2 separate regions of the Homo sapiens genome follow, and region 2 is linked to region 1. Evidence: read pairs that join two places in POLR2A ChIA-PET (ENCODE). Cell type or tissue: GM12878. All regions are shown on one strand. Each heading gives the region's core, and the rest is flanking DNA. Links, peaks and the distances in the headings are about the cores only. Region 1 overlaps CBFB (core-binding factor subunit beta). Region 2 overlaps FHOD1 (formin homology 2 domain containing 1).

Region 1 (12,963 bases), core at 5,961-8,460:
CTTGAACCCGGGAGGTGGAGGTTGTGGTGAGCCGAGATCGTGCAATTGCACTCCAGCCTGGGCAACAAAGGCGAAACTCTGCCTCAAAAAACAAACAAACAAACAAACAAACAACAACAACAACAAAACCTAGATGATGGGTTGATAGATGCAGCAAACCACCATGGCACAGGTATACCTATGTAACAAACCTGCACATTCTGCGCATGTATCACAGAACTTAAAGTAAAATTAAAAAAAAATTTTAAAAAGGGTAAAAAAAAGTCAGCAGACAATTATAAACATCTGTCAGATAAGCAGACTGCGAGAGCTGTTCCAACAGGCATGTCAAAAAATATAGTTCTTACAAAGTATGCAACCTAAGGAAAACTTCAAATATAAAGTAACATTTTAAAATGAAATAGTGGGAATAATCTGCATTTCTGGGCTTGGACCATGATGGCCCTACCACTTCAGCTATGTCACCTTAGGCAAGTTTCTTATCCTCTCTTAGCCTCGGTTCCTCAAAATGAAGAGGTAACTTACAAGAGCATTTAAAGATCAAATATAAAGCCAAAATTATAATGTACACTGCCTGGCACATAGGATGCACTCATGATGCTGTTATTATAACAAAGCTGTTCATCACTTCCCATTTCCATTTATGAACTTTTCAAATAACTATTCAAATGTTGAAAAATCCATATCCTGCAGATAGAATAATTTTTAGAAACTAAAACAAGGCTAAAACAAAAATAAATCTTAATAAAGTCTATTGCTCCTCTGATAGAGAACCAAGACTCTCTTCCTCTGGTAGTGGGGGAAGTCAGATTTCGTATCCTTTTCCTCCTTCATTAATCTTCTTCCGATTCTCATTCTCAGTCTGAGTTCATACTCCCAGTTCATTCTCATCTACTGCCATTACCCAAAACACAACCCAGGAAGGCCTAGCACAGACATATTCTCATGCTGATTTATCCATACACAAGAAAGAATATTGGTAGAGTTAAATAATTTGAAAACTGAAGTCTTCGGAAATTTAAAATAAATAGAGGCTGAGATTTTTTTCTTGGACCACACAGAATTGAAGGCCCCAAAACTATGCAAAATACAAATACAAAAACCACATAAAACTTTTTGCCTGTTTTTATTTCCAAATAGTTTCCACATAAAATTCTATGATTTGAATTGTATTAAAATTGCTCATAGTAGGATAAACAATAATTTACCCATTCTCTGACATTAAAGACAACCATTTATTTGCTGCCACTTTATAATCTAACCAAATGTAGGCATTTTTAAGATAATAGAGAAAATATCTTTAAGCACCCTGTCACCTTGGAGCTGAGTTAAAAGCCAAGAGTGCTATATTACAGTTTTAGGTCAAAAGGCCAATCAAGTTGAAGGCAGTCTCTGGAAACAGAGACTAGTGTACAAGTTGCTATCTTTCTAACTCAACTATGATCAGAGCATGAAATCTGTCCTTTATTAACCTCCATCTTCCTTCACAAAAGACATTTGAATTAGTTATAGACATATATACCCCAAAAAGAAAGGTCATGGGAAACATGTCAACATTTTCAGATCAAGGAAGGATTCTCAGACAGAAAAGGTGCTAGGATGCTTCTATATAGCAACAGATGCCAATGGAGAGCATTTCACAAAAGTAACGTCTGTGATTATTTTTTATTTTTAAAAGCCTTCTTTTTATACAAGTACAGAATAGTGCCCAAATTGTTAAGTATGTAATGAAGAATTTTCACAAAGCGAACACACCCACCTAACTAGCACCCAGGTCAAGAACTAACATTACCAGAACATGGGAAGTTCTCTTCATACCCACTTCTAGTCACTACTCAATCCCCACAGTAACTGGTAGCCTCCAACAGAGCCAAGAAAAGTCCAAAATCCTTTACTGGTTGTTTTAAAAAACCAAACCAACCAACCAAACAAAAAACACCAGAATCTAAAATGGCTTGGCAAAATAGTATCTTCGACTTTCATAGTCTAAAGTTAGGATATGACTACTTTTACTGTTTTCCTGCCACTCCAGATATATTGTGAGCCAAGTACACAGAAAGAAGGGGTAAAGAAACTGGCTTCCACTGAGTCCCCATTCTAAGCCTCAGATACTGAGCTCTGCAACAACCTGGGAGGGAGTTTTTACTGATGAGGCTCAATGAGAATAAGCAACTTTCTCAATGCTATATGGCAACAAGTAGTGGAGCCGGGATGCAAAACCTTGTGCTCATTCCACTACATCCAGAGTCCTCATTATGTTCTGCCACCCACTGGGTTCCGTAAAAACACCCCCAGGGACACCAGAGGGAGACCAGAACAATCCCTACCCTGGCTTTGCCCAGAGCAGTGCCTTTTAAAAAAACTGTTTTATACAGTGGGGCTCTGTATACAATTTCAAATGGAGGAAGGGTTTCACATAAAAAACAGCCTATATGCCAGAGAATAGAGATAGCAAGGTCTAGAATCTTCTGTTTTCATTATTCTGTGTAATACTGAAAGCAAATTTTATTTTTTTCTAAATAATTAATGATACAAAATTCATAAGGTACAGAAGATACACAGTGAAAAATAATAATTTGCTTATTTTGTCCCCCAGGTACCTGGTTCTCCCCCATAGTTTCTAGTTCCAGTTTCTTAGATATTCTACTAGAGAATGACTATGCACATTTAAACAAAAATTACCCACAGAGTAGGAAAAATACCCAGAGAGTAAGATATTATACACAGTACTGTGTACCTTATGTATATCATTTTAATGTATATCAATGACAAGAGTATTTGGTAAAGGTTACTAACATAAACAATGCTTCTTCATTTCACTATAGTTTCTCATTTCAAGTTAATGATAATCTGCCATTACCTCTGAAAGGTAAAGAAAATATTGTACTACTGAAATAGGCTGTTCCAGAAAAATGAGAAAAAGAAAACACTAAATCCTATCATGAAGGATCGAAAACTTTCTAAATTTTACACATGGTGAAATGGAAGAATGCTCAAGGAATTTTATAACTAGTTTCAGGTTAAAAGACACTGTTGAAAATCAAAACCCCTTGGGCCACCAACCACTTGGAGTTCTGCTTCCCCCCTTAGTAATCTTAACCTTACACATAGATTAAATACTCACGAGCACCACTGTTACAAGTTTAGCATGGCAGGGCTGGAGGCCTCAGAAGTTATCCAAACAGTGGAGGACATCCCTAAACCTCTGTGCTGCTAGGATCTCAAGCTTCCACAGGCCGTTTACTGACTTGCTGCCACCCATGAGTTACCACTGTTCTCTGGCCCTCCTCTCCAGTCAGGCATCAGGACCACCCACTAGAACCATTATTTTTCTTTTCTGCCTCAGCCTTTTCTATTCCAGGCAAAACGGTTCTTAATCTCTCCTGGCAGATTTTATTTTTCAGCTTAAGCATCTTTACGGGTGGTGTGGAAATTAATTTCCCAGCGCTAAGCTGTATTTGTGCAGGCCTCCTGGTTAGGAAACTGGTTTAAATACTCACTGTTTCTTCCATTAACCAAATATTTGAGGGAGAGCAAGTCAATTAATTTTTTGGAGACTCTCAGTTTTATCAACTGTAATAATGTTAGATTAGATGATGTTTGAATCTCTAAAGATAATCTGAATCACAGAGGGGAAACAACATTTTTCTCCAATATTCTCTTTTTAGGAAAAAGAAGGTAAACTGCAAGAAAATAAGGTGACATTAGGAATTTTTTATGGATGGAAAAAAAAGACAAAGAAGCAAAATATATACACGCTAAGTGCCAAAAGACACACAAACCCCAAACTCCCCTATGTGATTGCCAGTGCATGTGCTGGAGTCAGATTCCAGCCCAATTTTCCAGATGACAGTTCTCTACAAGAACTGATGTTTTAAATTACTGCCATAAGGGACTACAGGATCTTAAATCATTGATGAAAATATAACTCTTTTCTCTATGCTCTAGGTCATAATGTAGGGAAAGTGCCTTGATACACTTCAGAGAACTAAAAGGATGTTCTTGTTAGCCAAATAATTCAATTAACTGGAACCAGCATTATGGTGGAGCTTTTAGTGCTAAAAAGAAGTACTTCAGAGCTATTATTTACTGTAGGCATACACATACCAAGCATCATACTAAGTGCTTTACAAGCATTTTCCCATTTAATACTCAAATTCTGTGAGAAAATTAGGGCTCTTGAGGCAAGTGACGGAGCAGGAATCTCAACTAGGCCTGACTACAAAGCCCATGCTCTCAATCACTGACAAAAAAACAAGTAGAAACAATCTATCTGAGCAACAAATTATGTGACACTTCTATCAACAGACTATATTTCTGTTCATATATACATATAAACTCACATACCAAAATATTCTTCCAACATTTTAAATTAGAAAAATCAAATTAACAATGTATTTATTTCTTTTTGTGGGGTCAGGGAGACAGGGTCTTGCTCTGTTGCCCAGGCTGGAGTGCAGTGTCACAATCATAGTTCACTACAGCCTTGACCTCCTGGGCTCAAGCGATCCTCCCACCTAGCCTCCCAAGTAGCTGGGAACACAGGCACATGCTACCATGCCTAGCTAGTTTTTAAATTTTTTGTAGAGACAAAGTCTTGCTGTGTTGCCCAGGCTGGTCTTGAACTCCTGGGCTCAAGCAATCCTCCCTCAGCCTCCCAAGGTGCTGAGATTAAAGGTGTGAGCCACCACAATTTAGAATAGAAAATTCTTAGTCAATTAATCTAGAGTTTTATGTAAAGCAAAATACATACAAAAGCTTTCAACAGTTGTTCCATTAATTGTCAAATAGTTAATCTCCAAATATAATGTAGCTGAAGAGCACTTTTTAGAAAATGATTCCTATATTCATTTAAAGCCATGTTAGCTTGCTCCAGAAATACTGACCAATCACACTCTCTTGACTTGGCAGGCTCTCTTACTCCTCCTTACTCCTCCATGCCTTTGCATACACTGTTTGTCCTGCCCAGAATGCTTTCTCCAACTTGAACAGCTGGCAAAACACACTCTTCCTTCAAATCCCTCTAAGTATACTACCCTGTGAATTTCCCAAGCAGAGGCAGACTTAAGCTTCCTCTACACTGCTGCTGTCCCTTTTGAACCTCCATTATGTATGGTGGTTGCTAAAGTACACTGCAATGATCTGTTTATCCATCATTTTCCCACAAGACTGACAGCTGATCAAAGACAGAAACAATGCATTTTCATCTATATATTTCTCAGTCCCTAATGCAGAATACAGACCAACACACTTGGGGTTTATTACTTTACTTAACTAGTTAATATAAACCAACACATTATAAATATTTAGAATCTTTCCAGAGACCATTAATATGTATTATCTACATGAACTATCATAGCAGGCTCTCCTATAATTCTAGTTTTCAGACAGGCAGGATAGGGGCTGTTTTTTGAAGATATCCAATGAACAACTAAGCAGTGTACAAAGGATTGTGGTAGGTAATGTGGAAGACACAAAAATCAGGGGCTCCATCTCATGGGATTGCCATAAAGTGGAGGGCACAAATGTTTATAATTGTTTCAACATGTTGTTCAATAAGAACACTAGTAGAAATAAAAAGTGCTACAGAATGGAAGGGCTTTATGATTATGACTAAGAAGACTGAGGAAAGGCCTGACATTTAATGACAACATTCAGGTTGGGCCTTGACGGACAGAAAAGAACATTCTACATCAGGGAACAAAGAGCATGAGCAAAAAGGTTCAGAAATGTAACAAATGTACATTATACATTTTAAAGCTTCTAAATTTTACAGATACCGAAAGAAAGGGCATGGTGTGGAAGTCTTGTATTCACATATATGAAAATCACAAGAATTACAACAGCATCAAAGAAAACAAGTATCACATATATCCCTCCATTTTCTTCTCTTAGCTAACAAGTATTCTTGGGGACATCCTCAGCTGCTATCAGCCCATTAGATTAATTAACTCACTGACAAAGAGATCTAGCAATCACTAAAAGATACTAAATTTTAAGCCGGGCACAGTGGCTCAAGCCTGTAATCCCAGCTCTTTGGGAGGCCAAGGCGGGCAGATCACGAGGTCAGGAGATCGAGACCATCCTGGCTAACACGGTGAAACCCCGTCTCTACTAAAAAATACAAAAAATTAGCCGGGCATGGTGGCGGGCGCCTGTGGTCCCAGCTACTCGGGAGGCTGAGGCAGAAGAATGGCTTGAACCAGGGAGGCGGAGCTTGCAGTGAGCTGAGAATGCGCCACTGCACTCCAGCCTGGGCGACAGAGCGAGACTCCGTCTCAAAAAAAAAAAAAAAAAAAAAAGATACTAAATTTTAGGCTGGGTGCAGTGGTTCACATCTGTAATCCCAGCACTTTGGGAGGTCAAGGAGGGAGAACTGCTTGAGCCCACGAGGTTGAGGCTACAGTGAATCATGTTCACACCACTGCACTTCTGCCTGGGCAACAGAGTGAGACCCCATCTCCCCCCACCCCCACCCAAAAAAAAGATATTAAATTTTATTTCAAGTCTGGGCACGGTGGCTCACTCCTGTAATCCCAGCACTTTGGGAGGCTGAGGCAGGTAGATCACCCGAGGTCAGGTGTTTGAGACCAGCCTGACCAACATGGTGAAACCTCGTGTCTACTAAAAATACAAAAATTTGCCGGGCGTGCTGGCAGGAACCTGTAATCCCAGCTACTCAGAAGACTGAGGCAGGAGAATCGCTTGAACCCGGGAGGCAGAGGTTGCGGTGAGCCGACATTGTGCCACTGCACTCCAGCCTGGGCGACAGAATGAGACTCCATCACACACACACACAGAGACACACACAGAGACACACACACACACACACAATTTATTTCATACACTAACCACCAAATAGGCTTGATTTTTAAATGTATTCTAAGTAAATATATTTTAACACAACTAGAAATTTTATGTAATACTTTAAATAATATTAACAATAATAATAGCACCTGACACCTAGTCAGTGGCACATACGCTAAAAGTGGTTTCACATGTATTTACTCATTTAATCCTCACAATGACCATATGAGACAGGCAGGATTATTACTCCTATTTTGTAGATGAGGAAACTCAGTCATAGAAAAGTGAAGTAAGCTGTCCAAGCTGACAAAGTAAATGACAGAGCCAGATTCAGACTTCTGTCTGGCTGTAGAGTCTGGGCTCTTAGCCACTGTCTGCACCCATGCACGCACACACACACACACGTATGCACACACACCTTAATTTAAACAATAGTGTACATATAATTTTGTGCTTGGAAAAAAACCACAAATTTTCTTCATTATGTAACATTGACTTAAAAACTTAAAAAAAGTGGTGAAATACACATATCATAAAACTTACCATCTTAGCCATTTTTAAAGCATACACTCAGTAGTGTTAAGTACATTCACACTGTTGTGCAACCAACTAGAACTCTCTTCATCTTGCAAAACTGAAACTCTATACTCTTTAAATAACTAACCCCCATTTCCCCGGCAACCACTATTCTACTGTCTGTAGATTCCAAAAGTATATAGGACATGAATTTAACAATCTTAGGTACCTAATACTGATTTTTAACACCTGGAAATGGTTCTGTTTAGTTGATATATTATAATTATATTTTAATGTGTTTTGATTATCAAAGATGAATGTGTGCTTTTTCTATTTCTTCTTGTATGAAATGTTCATGTTGATACAAAGTTTATAAACTTGAAGCATGATATACAGTAACATTTGACAACACTCTTTTTCAAACACATTAGTTCTTATCTTGATTATTTTTGCTAGAATATACTTTTTTTTTTTTTTTTTTTTTTTTGAGGTAGGGTCCTGCTCTGTCATCCAGGCTGGAGTACAGTGGCACGATCATAGCTCCTGCAGCCTTAAGCGCCTAGGCTCAAGCTATCCCCCTGCTTCAGCCTCCTGAGTAGCTAGGACAACAGGCATGTGCCACCATGCTGGCTAATTTTTTATTTTTTGCAGAGATGGGGGCTTGCTATTTTGCCCAAGATGGTCTAAAATTCCCAGCCTCAAGCAATCCTCCCACCTCAGCCTCCCAAAGTGCTGGGATTACAAGTGTGAGCCATAGCATCTGGCCCTAGAATATAATTTTTAAAGAAAATCTGTATTTCTGAACAATTTGTATATACTTTGAATATTAATTTTTATAATTGAGGTCTGTTTAAAGCAGAGTACAATTTTGTGTAAAAAAATTAAAATTCCATTGTCAATTAAAAGACACATCAAAATTCAGAAACCAACATGGTAGATTTAAAAAAGTGGGGGGAAAAAAGCTCAAATTTTAAAACTGGGCAAGACTAAACTTCAATGGGTGCTAAAACTAAAGAAACACAAGACATAAATTAACTATAAAAACTGAAATAATGGGCCAGACGCAGTGGCTCACGCCTGTAATCAATCCAAGCACTTTGGGAGGTTGAGGTGGGTGGATCATGAGGTCAGGAGTCCGAGACCAGCCTGACCAACATGGTGAAACCCTGCCTATACTAAAAATACAAAAATTAGCCGGCCATGGTGGTGTGCGCCTGTAATCCCAGCTACTCAGGATGCTGAGGCAGGAGAATCACTTGAACCTGGGAGGCAGAGGCTGCAGTGAGCCGAGATCACGCTACTGTACTCCAGCCTGGGCGACAGAGCAAGACTCCATCTCAAAAAAAAAAAAAAATCAAAATAATGATTACTTTTGAGCAGAAATCATGAGAAAGTCATGATTAGATGTATATATGGAAGGGGCTGCTGGGGTAGCTGTCAAAGGTTTATTTATGTATTATTTATTTATTTCCTAAAGGCAGGATCTCACTCTGTCATCCAGGCTGGAATACAGTGGCACAATCACTGCTCACTGTAACCTCAAACTCCAGGGCTCAAGTGATTCTCCTACCTTGGCCTACCAAGTGACTAAAGCTACAGGCATGTGCCACCAAACCCAGCTAATTTTCTTACTTTTTGTAGAGACAGAGTTGCTCAGGCTCAAAGTTTTATTTTTTGACCAAACCGTGGTTGTAAGGATGTTAACCTTACAGTAATTCATTGGGCTATAGATTTTTTTATTTATTATTATTTTAAAAAATGTATCCTAAGTAAACCAGCAAAGGAAGCTACAGATTTGTTAATGTTGATTTCTGTTTCTGTATTTTACAATAGAAAGGTTAAAAGAAAAAGTTTAATTCCGTTCTTTGAATAGTTTGAATATTAAATTTTCCTTTAGTTAAAATCACACAAATGACTGACAATTATAGTTATAAAACCAAGACAAATATTCATAGAAAAATGGAAAGTAGTATTACTCGAGTTTTAATAATGTTCTAAAAATATGCAATCTGTTAACATAAGCTGATTTTTACAAATAATTTGAAAAATAAGAAAAAAAGAGGTGAGATTTTGAGTAAATGAATTAAGAGAAAATATACCTTATTATAGTAAATGATTTTTATGAAGACCAATGAATGAGGAATTGATGTACAACTTTAAAATTAAAATAAATTTCTTTATAGCAATTACATTTAATAAACACAAAGCCAGAGAGTACAACTTTTTAAAAATGAAAGACAAAATTAAACTATTAAAAAGCATTATGCACAAACATCACAAACACAGCCTGAGAGTTTGGGGGAAAGTACTAACCAGTTACTGCCAGCAGCTGTGAAACTCTCACCTCCATTTCCTCCCGATGAGACCTGTCTCTATCTTCAAATTCGCGTGTCCTTCTCCGAGCCTCTTCAAAGGCCTGTTGTGCTAATGCATCCTCCTGCTGTCAGAATACATGAAATACCTATTTTAATTTTGATTTATAAAAAAAATACAATATTTGGGTTTTGTTTTTTTTTTTTTTTTCCTGAAACAGTGGCCGGGCGCAGTGGCTCACGCCTGTAATCTCAGCACTTTGGGAGGCCGAGGCGGGCAGATCACTTGAGGTCAGGAGTTCGACACCAGCCTGACCAACATGGTGAAACCGCATCTCTACTAAAAATACAGAAATTAGCTGGATGTTGTGGCGCATGTTTGTAATCCCAGCTACTTGGGAGGCTGAGGCAGAATAGCTTAAAACCCAGGAGGTGAAGGTTGCAGTGAGCCGAGATTGCGCCATTGCACTCCAGCCTGTCTCAAAAAAAAAGGAAAAGAAAAAAAAAGAAAAAAAAAAAGAAACAGCATCCCGCTCTGTTACTCAGGCTGGAGTACAAGTGCAGTGGTGGAATCATAGCTCACCACAACCTGAAAATCATAGGCTTAACCCCATTACAGCAATTCTCCTGCCTCAGCCTCCCAAGCAGCTGGGACTACAGGCACGCACCACTGCACCTGGTTAATTTTTTTTTTTAGTTTTTGTAGAGACTGGGTCTTGCTATGTTGACCAGGCTGGTCTCAAACTCCTGGCCTCAAGAGATCCTCCCGTCTTGGCCTCCCAAAGTGCTGGGATTACAGGTGCAAGCCACCTTGTCCAGCCTTTTTTATTCCGACAGAAACAAACAGCAGAGTATTTCTGAAACATCAACACCATTAAAAAAAAAGTCAGATTTTCTTAATCCAGTCTATCATTGTTGGACATCTGGGTTGGTTCCAAGTCTTTGCTATTGTGAACAGTGCCACAATAAACATACGTGTGCATGTGTCTTTATAGCAGCATGATTTATACTATGCAGCCATAAAAAAGGATGAGTTCATGTCCTTTGTAGGGACATGGATGAAACTGGAAATCATCATTCTCAGTAAACTATCGCCAAGAACAAAAAACCAAACACTGCATATTCTCACTCATAGGTGGGAATTGAACAATGAGAACACATGGACACAGGAAGGGGAACATCACACTCTGGGGACTGTTGTGGGGTGGGGGGAGGGGGGAGGGATAGCATTGGGAGATATACCTAATGCTAGATGACGAGTTAGTGGCTGCAGCGCACCAGCATGTCACATGTATACATATGTAACTAATCTGCACATTGTGTACACGTACCCTAAAACTTAAAAGTATATATATAAAAAAAAGTCAGAGGTACTTTTAAAAGAAAAATTCAGTATTTCATATTTTATGCCACACCTTGGAAACATAAGTCATGTTAATCATATTCTAACAACTGAAAATGCTCTTCCGTTTTCTTTACCTACTTAATCCTACTCATCAAAATAAAATCCTGATGAATACAATATTTAAGGCTAACAAATGTGGTAAATACTTCTATCATTTGGGGAAAAGAAATGCTCTATGAACTAAAGCCAGAAATATAAATGAAGATGAACAGCACTGACTACACAAATGTTGGAAACTTCTGGACAACAAAAAGCAAATAAAATCTCAAGGGAAATTATTAAGGAAAATATATTTATTAACATATAACAAATCTGTCTTTTCCCAGTTAGTGGCTAAAGATCTGCACCTGAAGGAAACCCAGATACCTCAGGACTCATTGCATCTAAAAAGGTAACCAACTTAAACTTTCTTCTCTACTCTTTTTTGGTCTCTGTTGGTGGCACCATTTTTTTTTCTGCAAGAAACCTGAGCCATCATCTTTGACTCTTCACTCTCTCATTGTCTCCACAATCAATCAACCACTGAGTCCTACCCACTTGATGTCCTATATATTTTTGGAATCTTCAGTCTCCTCTTCATTCCTATAAAAAGTTTCCTCCTAGTTCAGACCCCTAAAATCTCACTTAGACCATTGCAAAAGTCTCCTCAACAGTCTCTCCTTGCTTCCATTTGGTCACTCCTCAACCCAATCTACCACACAGCCATCGGAGTATGCCTTTAAAGCACAATCTGACTACAATGCCCCCAACTTAAAAAAGCTCCCTCACTGTGTACAGCCCAGGATGCTTGGCCTTTGCCGTCACACACTTCTGAATACTAGAATTTATTATTATTATTATTTTTGAGACAGAGTCTCACTCTGTTGCCCAGGCTGGAGTACAGCAGTGTGATCTCTGCTCACTGCAACCTCCCAGGTTCAAGCAATTATCTTGCTTCAGCCTCCCGAGTAGCTGGGACTACAGGTGAGCATCATCATGCCCGGCTGGTCTCGAACTCCTGACCTCAAGTGATTTGCCTGACTTGGCCTCCCAAAATCCTGGGCTTATAGGCGTAAGCCACTGTGTCTGGCCAGAATACCAGGATTTTTGATGGTACACTTGAAGAAACGAAAAGATCCAAAACAATACCAGAAAAGTCATCAATACTACTCACTTTCCTAGATTCACTGCAGCAAGGGGTGGCCACGTAACTCAGTTGTAGCCAATGAGACAGAAACACAAGTCACCTAATGGGGCTTCCAAGAAAGTTTGAGACATTTCACCATTCCACCTTCTTAGGAACTGATGCAGTGCTCAGAGATGCAGCAGCCATCTTGCAAACATAATAATGAGGACACAGTCACACAATGAGCATGGTACAGCAGCAAGATTAAAAGACCTCATATCACGTTGGGGTCAAAAAAAAAAAAAAAAAAAAAAAGACCCAGGGCCTCTGATAACATAATTAAGTGCTTGCTATACCAGGCCTGGACTGTGTACTGCTGGATATCTTGTTCTGTGTGATAAATCCTTTATTTGTCACTGTCAGTGGGGTTTTCTAATACTCAAAATTTTCAGTGACAATGTCTATAACGTAAACAGAATGGAAAGATGTAATCAAATTCCCATTCTTGTGATGCACTTACTAGCTTTATAACCCAGGGCAATGTTATTTCATTTCTCTAAGCCTCAGTAAATTTACATGTAAGAAAGGCATAGTAATACTTTATAACAAGATTGTTGTAAAGATTAAATAACACATAAAAAGTGCTTAAGCATACTGACAGCATTCAATAAATGCTATTATTCAACAAGCACTTATGGATACATAAAATTCAAACATTTGACTGAACATCATAACATGGACCTACTATATTCTCAGGACATAATATAAGCCAGAGGTAGCCGCAAAAGAATGCTGTTCCCAATTTCCCACGGCTTTCT
Region 2 (7,240 bases), core at 4,741-7,240, 150 kb before region 1:
CGAAGAAGCCCCAGGCGCTGGTGGGCGGCGGGAACGACGAAAGCCTTCTTCTGAGGAGGGCAAGAGGAGCCGCCGTTCTCTGGAAGGCGGGGGCTGCCCCGCGCGTGCCCCGGAACCTGGGTAAGTACGAGCATCTGTAGATGGGAAAGGGTGGATCTACTAGGCATGGCCCAGTGAGCTGACAGGCCCTGACCCCAACCCCCTCAGGCCCCGCCCCACAGACAGCCCCCACCTCCTCCACTGGGCCTGCCCTACCGACATGCCCCACCTCCCGCCCCGCAGGCCCCACCCCACTGACAGGCCCCGCCTCCAGCTTCTCAGGCCCCGCCCCACTGACAGCCCCTGCTTTCAGCCCCACAGGCCCCGCCTCACCGGTAGGCCCCACCTCTTCCACCGGCCCCGCCCTGCTGACAGGCCCCGCCTCCAGCCCTGTGGGCCCTCCCTCCGGTCTCCAAGCTTCAGTGAACCTTTTTCCTACCATCTCTGTGGCACCCTCAGCTGACACCTCCAGCGAGAGGAGCATCTACAAGTAAGTAGGGAGACAGAGGCCACCCTGGAGTCCTCTCTCCCATTGTCCCTCCGCTTTGCGCCCCTCCATGGGCACTCAGCCTCCTCTGCCCAAACGCGTGCTTTCTCTCTCTCTCTTTCCAGACTTCACCAAACTGCTTCCGTTTGGTAAGTGACTGCCAGCGGGTGGGGTTCGGCTCTGACTGGATCTCCTCCTCCTGTGGTTTCCTTTGTCTCCTCCGACGTTCTGCCTGTCTTTGCCTCTTGTCATGTCTCCCGCCCACTATCTGTCACTCCCTTGTTCTGCTGCCTCTGTCTCTTCCAGCACCCTGTCCTGCTCCACGTCAGTCTCTCCCCTCCACTTCCAGTTTCCTCGTGTCATACCTTCCCCCACTTCCCACTGCGGCTGGGAAGGAACCCCAATATCACTGCCTAGCTCTGTGTGGGTATGAGCAACCATGGAGCTGACACCACAGTTACCATCTCTTCCTCTCATCCCCCCTACCCAGGGCCCCTGAGAGCCCACCCGTCCCCCAGTCCCCTCCTGGGCAGGCCAGGCTGGAGTAAGTACAGAGGCCGGCCTGCCAGGCCTGCCATGTGCTCAGGGCTTCAGCATTGCTTCCCCCAGCAGGGGTTTCACGTGCCTGATGCAACCAAAGCTGGGGGACTCAGGCCTATCCTCTCCCAGACATATGCCTCCTCGGTAACCCAAAGGCTAAGCACTGGGAACCAATTCACTGGGGTCACAGTGGTCCCTGTGCTTCAATAGCAACACCTTAGCAGCCAGAGATGGGGATGTGGACACCCAACCTGGGGCTCATTCTGCCAAGTCTTCAGCTCAGAAGCGAGCAGGGAGGGGACCTAGGGTGCTGTGTGGTGTGTGGTGTGGGGGTGGAGGGGTAACCTAAGGCTGAGGGAAAGGCAGGGACTGAGAGCTGACAGAGGCTGGAGGGGCCAGAAAAGAAACACTGGATTGCACCCATTATTTCAGCATAAACTGAGGGTCCACTGTTTACCACATCCGTTTTTTTTTTGTTTTTTTTTTTTTTGAGACAGAGTCTTGCTCGGTCTCCAAGGCTGGAGTGCAGTGGTGTGATCTCAGCACACTGCAACCTCTGCCTCCCAGGTTCAAGCAATTCTCCTGCCTCAGCCTCCCAAGTAGCTGGGATTATAGGCCTGCACCAGGATACCTGGGTAATTTTTGTATTTTTAGTAGAGACAGGGTTTCACCATGTTGGCCAGGCTGGTCTCGAACTCCTGACTTCAAGTAATCCACCCACCTCTGCCTCCCAAAGTGCTGGGATTACAAGCGTGAGCCACCGCACCTGGCCTGTTTACCAGGCCCTTTCCTGGGCATAGGCTCCCAGAAGCTACCAGACATGCCAAGGGAGGGACAGCCTGATATGCCCATTGGGACAGCTATCCCCTTCCCCTGCTCTAAGAGTCCTTGTCTAGACTCAAGACACCAGCCTGGGCAACACAGTAAGACCTCATCTCTACAAAGAAATTTTTTAAAATTTGGCTGGGTGCATCATTCACACCTGTAATCTCAGCACTTCAGGAGGCTGAGGTGGGAGGACTGCTTGAGGCCAGGAATTCAAGGCCAGCCTGAACAACACAGTGAGACCCTGTCTCCTCAAAAAAATTAAAAAATCAGCTGGACGTGGTGGCACATGTCTGTAGTCCCAGCTACTTGGGAGGCTGAGGGTCAAGCCCAGGAGAGTGAGGCTGCAGTGAGCTATGATCACACCACTGTACTCCAGCCTGGGTGACTGACAGAGTGAGACCCTGTCTCTAAAAAAAAAACCAACCAAAAAAAAACCAGGACAGTGAACATGAACGAGGTTGCAAGTTAGATGTTAAGTAGATCCTCTCCCTGTGTTTTCACCTGGGAATGCTGGGTTGGTAGTAATCCTCCCCAGATGTGGAGGACTGAAGAGGGGCTGGCCTTGGGGGGGGTGTGGTTCTGGTCTGCTCAGCGCATGGACTGTTCCCTGTGTGTCTGTGCGTGCCTGCAATTGGGGGTGGTGTCCAGGGGCTCAGCAAGGCATGTACACCTGGGCTGGGGTGTGTCAGACGCTGTCAGTGACAAGCACCTTCCCTCAGAGCCCGGTTCCTGGAGAATGTGGCGGCAGCAGAAACAGAGAAGCAGGTTGCGCTGGCCCAGGGCCGGGCAGAGACACTTGCCGGGGCCATGCCCAATGAGGCGGGTGGACACCCAGGTGAGTAGGTGGGTGAGCAGGCAGAGCCTGCCTGTTGCTTTGTTGCCCCACAGGGGGCATGGCACTGACAGCTCCTTCCCTTTCTTTAGATGCCCGGCAACTCTGGGACTCCCCAGAGACAGCCCCTGCAGCCAGAACACCCCAGAGCCCTGCCCCCTGTGTCCTGCTCCGGGCCCAGCGAAGCCTTGCACCAGAGCCCAAGGAGCCACTGATACCAGCAAGCCCCAAGGCTGAGCCCATCTGGGAGCTCCCTACCCGTGCACCCAGGCTCTCTATTGGGGACCTGGACTTTTCAGATCTAGGGGAGGATGAAGACCAGGACATGCTGAATGTAGAGTCTGTGGAGGCTGGGAAAGACATCCCAGCTCCCTCACCCCCACTGCCCCTGCTCTCGGGAGTACCCCCCCCTCCCCCACTTCCACCTCCCCCACCCATCAAAGGCCCCTTCCCACCACCTCCACCTCTACCTCTGGCTGCCCCTCTTCCCCATTCAGTGCCTGACAGCTCAGCCCTCCCCACTAAGAGGAAGACAGTAAAACTTTTCTGGCGTGAGCTGAAGCTGGCTGGGGGCCATGGAGTCTCTGCAAGCCGCTTTGGGCCCTGCGCCACCCTCTGGGCTTCACTGGACCCTGTCTCAGTGGACACGGCCCGACTGGAACACCTCTTTGAGTCTCGTGCCAAAGAGGTGCTGCCCTCCAAGGTAAATCCACTCATCTGCAAGGTAGCCCCAAGGGAGGCAGGAGGGAATCAGAGCTTAAGGATCTGACCTGTTGGAGCTAGTCACTCACTTCCCACATGGGGAAACCAAGGCAAAGAAAGGAGTAGGAAATTGTCCAAGGTCTCCTAACAAGGGATCAGCAGTGCCCCAACTAGAATCTAAATGTGGCCGGGCATGGTGGCTCACACCTGTAATCCAAGAGTTTGAGACCAGCCTGTGCAACATAGTGAGACATTATCTCTACTAAAAGTTGGTCTGGGTGTAGTGGCTCATGCCTGTAATCCCAGGACCTTGGGAGGCCGAGGCAGGTGGATCATTTGAGGTCAGGAGTTCGAGACCAGCCTGGTCAAATTAGCAAAACCCCGTCTCTACTAAAAACACAAAATTAGCCAAGCGTGGTGGCGGGCACCTGTAATCCCAGCTACTCGGGAGGCTGAGGCAGGAGAATCACTTGAACCCGGGAGGTAGAGGTTGCAGTGAGTCGAGATCGCACCATTGCACTCCAGCCTGGGGGACAAGAGCAAGACTTCGTCTCAAAAATAACTAAATAAATAAAAATAAATAAATGTTAAAAAAAAAATTAGCCGGGCATGGTGGCTCACCCCTGTAATCCCAGCACTTTGGGAGGCCAAGGCAGGCAGATTACTTGAGGCCAGGAGTTTGAGACCAGCCTGGCCAACATGGTGAAACCCCGTCTCTACTAAAAATATGAAAATGAGCTGGGCGTGGTGGCTCATGCCTGCAATACCAGCTACTTGGGAGGCTGAGGCAAAAGAATTGCTTGAACCTGGGAGGCGGAAAAAAAAATGTTAAAAAAAAAAATAGTTGGGTATGGTGGTACACGCCTGTAATCCCAGCTACTTGGGAGGCTGAGGCAGGAAAATCCCAGAAGATAAGCTGCAGTGGGCGATGATGGCACCACTGCACTCCAGCCTAGATGGTAGAGCCAGGCCCTGTCTCAAAAGAATCTAAGCTCATCCCCATGACTTACACATTCCAGGTTGCCAGTTTGTCAGTTGTGGGATCATTTGGCAATCTAGAGGAGGGCCTTGGAGTGCCCTCTGAGGTTGCTGTCCCAGCTAGTCCCTTCCTCAGTCTTTTTTTTTTTTTTTTTTTTTTTGAGACAGAGTCTTGCTCAGTCACCCAGGATGTAGTGCAATGGTGTGATCTCAGCTCACTGCAAGCTCCGCCTCCCGGGTTCACGCCATTCTCCTGCCTCAGCCTCCCGAGTAGCTGGGACTACAGGTGCCCGCCACCACGCCCAGCTAATTTTTTTTGTATTTTTAGTAGAGATGGGGTTTCACCATGTTAGCCAGGATGGTCTCGATCTCCTGACCTCGTGGTCCACCCGCCTTGGCCTCCCAAAGTGCTGGGATTACAGGCGTGAGCCACCGCGTCAGGCCCCCTTCCTCAGTCTTACACTGCCCTTCCCCCAACCATGCAGAAAGCTGGAGAGGGCCGCCGGACAATGACCACAGTGCTGGACCCCAAGCGCAGCAACGCCATCAACATCGGCCTAACCACACTGCCACCTGTGCATGTCATTAAGGCTGCTCTGCTCAACTTTGATGAGTTTGCTGTCAGCAAGGATGGCATTGAGGTGAGGTCACCCAGCTATGGGTGTTGGGGGGAGGTCTGGCCTTCTCCTTTGGTAGGTGGGCATTTCCTGTCCCTCTGGTGGTGGGCATGGGCTTGGCATTTCTGCAGGGCAGTCCCCAGACACTGGGGCCTCCCCTAGATGACTGAGGGGTCAAGACCAATGCCTCAGGCCTCAGGCCTGCATTGAGGGGGCCATGTCAGGCTCTGGCTACATCCTCAGAAGCTACTGACCATGATGCCCACGGAGGAAGAGCGGCAGAAGATTGAGGAAGCCCAGCTGGCCAACCCTGACATACCCCTGGGCCCAGCCGAGAACTTCCTGATGACTCTTGCCTCCATTGGCGGCCTCGCTGCTCGTCTACAACTCTGGGCCTTCAAGCTGGACTATGACAGCATGGAGCGGGTACCTGGGTCTTGGAGTGGGACAGTCAGTAGGGACAGGTAAGCATCATGACCATGTAGTCTGAGAGTCCCTGGTCTCCCATACCAGGAAATTGCTGAGCCACTGTTTGACCTGAAAGTGGGTATGGAACAGCTGGTACAGAATGCCACCTTCCGCTGCATCCTGGCTACCCTCCTAGCGGTGGGCAACTTCCTCAATGGCTCCCAGGTGAGTGAGAGTACATGGGGACTAGGGGGAGTCAGGGTTCTGGAGCCAACCAGGCCCAGGCTCAGAAAGGGTCCTTTCAGAGCAGCGGCTTTGAGCTGAGCTACCTGGAGAAGGTGTCAGAGGTGAAGGACACGGTGCGTCGACAGTCACTGCTACACCATCTCTGCTCCCTAGTGCTCCAGACCCGGCCTGAGTCCTCTGACCTCTATTCAGAAATCCCTGCCCTGACCCGCTGTGCCAAGGTTAGCACCTGCCAGAATCAACCAAGGCCGGACAAGGCATGAGGAGCGCTGCTTCCTGGGCCTGGCTCCTCCCCCTTCTCCCCATTTGGGCTGCTGTGCCAGGGCTTGCTCCAGCCACCTGGGTGTGAGCTATGCCCTCTGCCAGAAATGCTCTTTCCTCTATTGGCCTGGCCACACCTACTCAGTCTTTGGGTCTGTTTAACTGCCACTTCCCCCAGTAAACCTTCTGCTCCCCATTCACATCAGATGGACTTGTGTCTCTTGCACTAGTCTATGAGATTTGGATGTCTGTGTCCTTAGGGCCCAAGCTGGCCACTCTGGCCCAGAAGCAGCCTCGGGCCATGTCTTGTCTACAGGGTGTGGGGGGACAGTATGTGCACCCCCTTGCTTTCTCAGGTGGACTTTGAACAGCTGACTGAGAACCTGGGGCAGCTGGAGCGCCGGAGCCGGGCAGCCGAGGAGAGCCTGCGGAGCTTGGCCAAGCATGAGCTGGCCCCAGCCCTGCGTGCCCGCCTCACCCACTTCCTGGACCAGTGTGCCCGCCGTGTTGCCATGCTAAGGATAGTGCACCGCCGTGTCTGCAATAGGTAGGGGCATGGACCCAAGAGAGGCAGGACGGCCACCACCCTCCCTCAGACAATAAGCAGGACTTACTGTCCCTCCCTACTCTGACCTGCCTAGGTTCCATGCCTTCCTGCTCTACCTGGGCTACACCCCGCAGGCGGCCCGTGAAGTGCGCATCATGCAGTTCTGCCACACGCTGCGGGAATTTGCGCTTGAGTATCGGACTTGCCGGGAACGAGTGCTACAGCAGCAGCAGAAGCAGGCCACATACCGTGAGCGCAACAAGACCCGGGGACGCATGATCACCGAGGTGGGTGCCCTTCCAGGTCTTAGTCTTGACTGCCACCTCCTTGGTTTCCTTCGCTCCTCCCAGCTCACCCTTCTTCTTTCTCCAGACAGAGAAGTTCTCAGGTGTGGCTGGGGAAGCCCCCAGCAACCCCTCTGTCCCAGTAGCAGTGAGCAGCGGGCCAGGCCGGGGAGATGCTGACAGTCATGCTAGTATGAAGAGTCTGCTGACCAGCAGGCCTGAGGACACCACACACAATCGCCGCAGCAGAGGTGAGGCCCATAGCAGCTGTGGGGAATGGGCTCCAGTGCCACCTTGGCCTGACTTTGCTATCTGGCCTTCCTCAGGCATGGTCCAGAGCAGCTCCCCAATCATGCCCACAGTGGGGCCCTCCACTGCATCCCCAGAAGAACCCCCAGGCTCCAGTTTACCCAGTGATACATCAGATGAGATCATGGACCTTCTGGTGCAGTCAGTGACCAAGAGCAGTCC

Evidence for each region. ChIA-PET counts read pairs that join two places held together with the same protein. Peaks named below come from ENCODE experiments on the same cell type or tissue, not always from the same donor. Only the 100,000 strongest peaks of a DNase experiment are listed, where the experiment ranks them.
Region 2: POLR2A ChIA-PET joins it to region 1 with 11 read pairs; 2 of 35 experiments call an interaction of 5 or more read pairs at or near these places.

The regions. Positions count from the first base shown.
Region 1 is chr16:67,079,013-67,091,975 of GRCh38, reverse strand. It overlaps CBFB (core-binding factor subunit beta), which reads right to left. Exons shown (of 6, transcript NM_022845.3): 5 at 9,668-9,763. Among named protein-coding and RNA genes, the nearest start is that of PHAF1, 24 kb to the left of the region's middle. In GM12878, for the core only: no CTCF peak of the experiment used is centred there; a DNase peak (open chromatin) is centred at 7,436.
Region 2 is chr16:67,229,846-67,237,085 of GRCh38, reverse strand. It overlaps FHOD1 (formin homology 2 domain containing 1), which reads left to right. Exons shown (of 22, transcript NM_013241.3): 10 at 1-120; 11 at 353-529; 12 at 2,614-2,729; 13 at 2,819-3,429; 14 at 4,892-5,047; 15 at 5,267-5,449; 16 at 5,537-5,656; 17 at 5,737-5,898; 18 at 6,295-6,485; 19 at 6,580-6,772; 20 at 6,858-7,020; 21 at 7,096-7,240. Among named protein-coding and RNA genes, the nearest start is that of TMEM208, 6.3 kb to the right of the region's middle. RefSeq lists enhancers at 1-316, 4,729-5,228, 5,229-5,730 and a silencer at 321-480. In GM12878, for the core only: no CTCF peak of the experiment used is centred there; no DNase peak of the experiment used is centred there.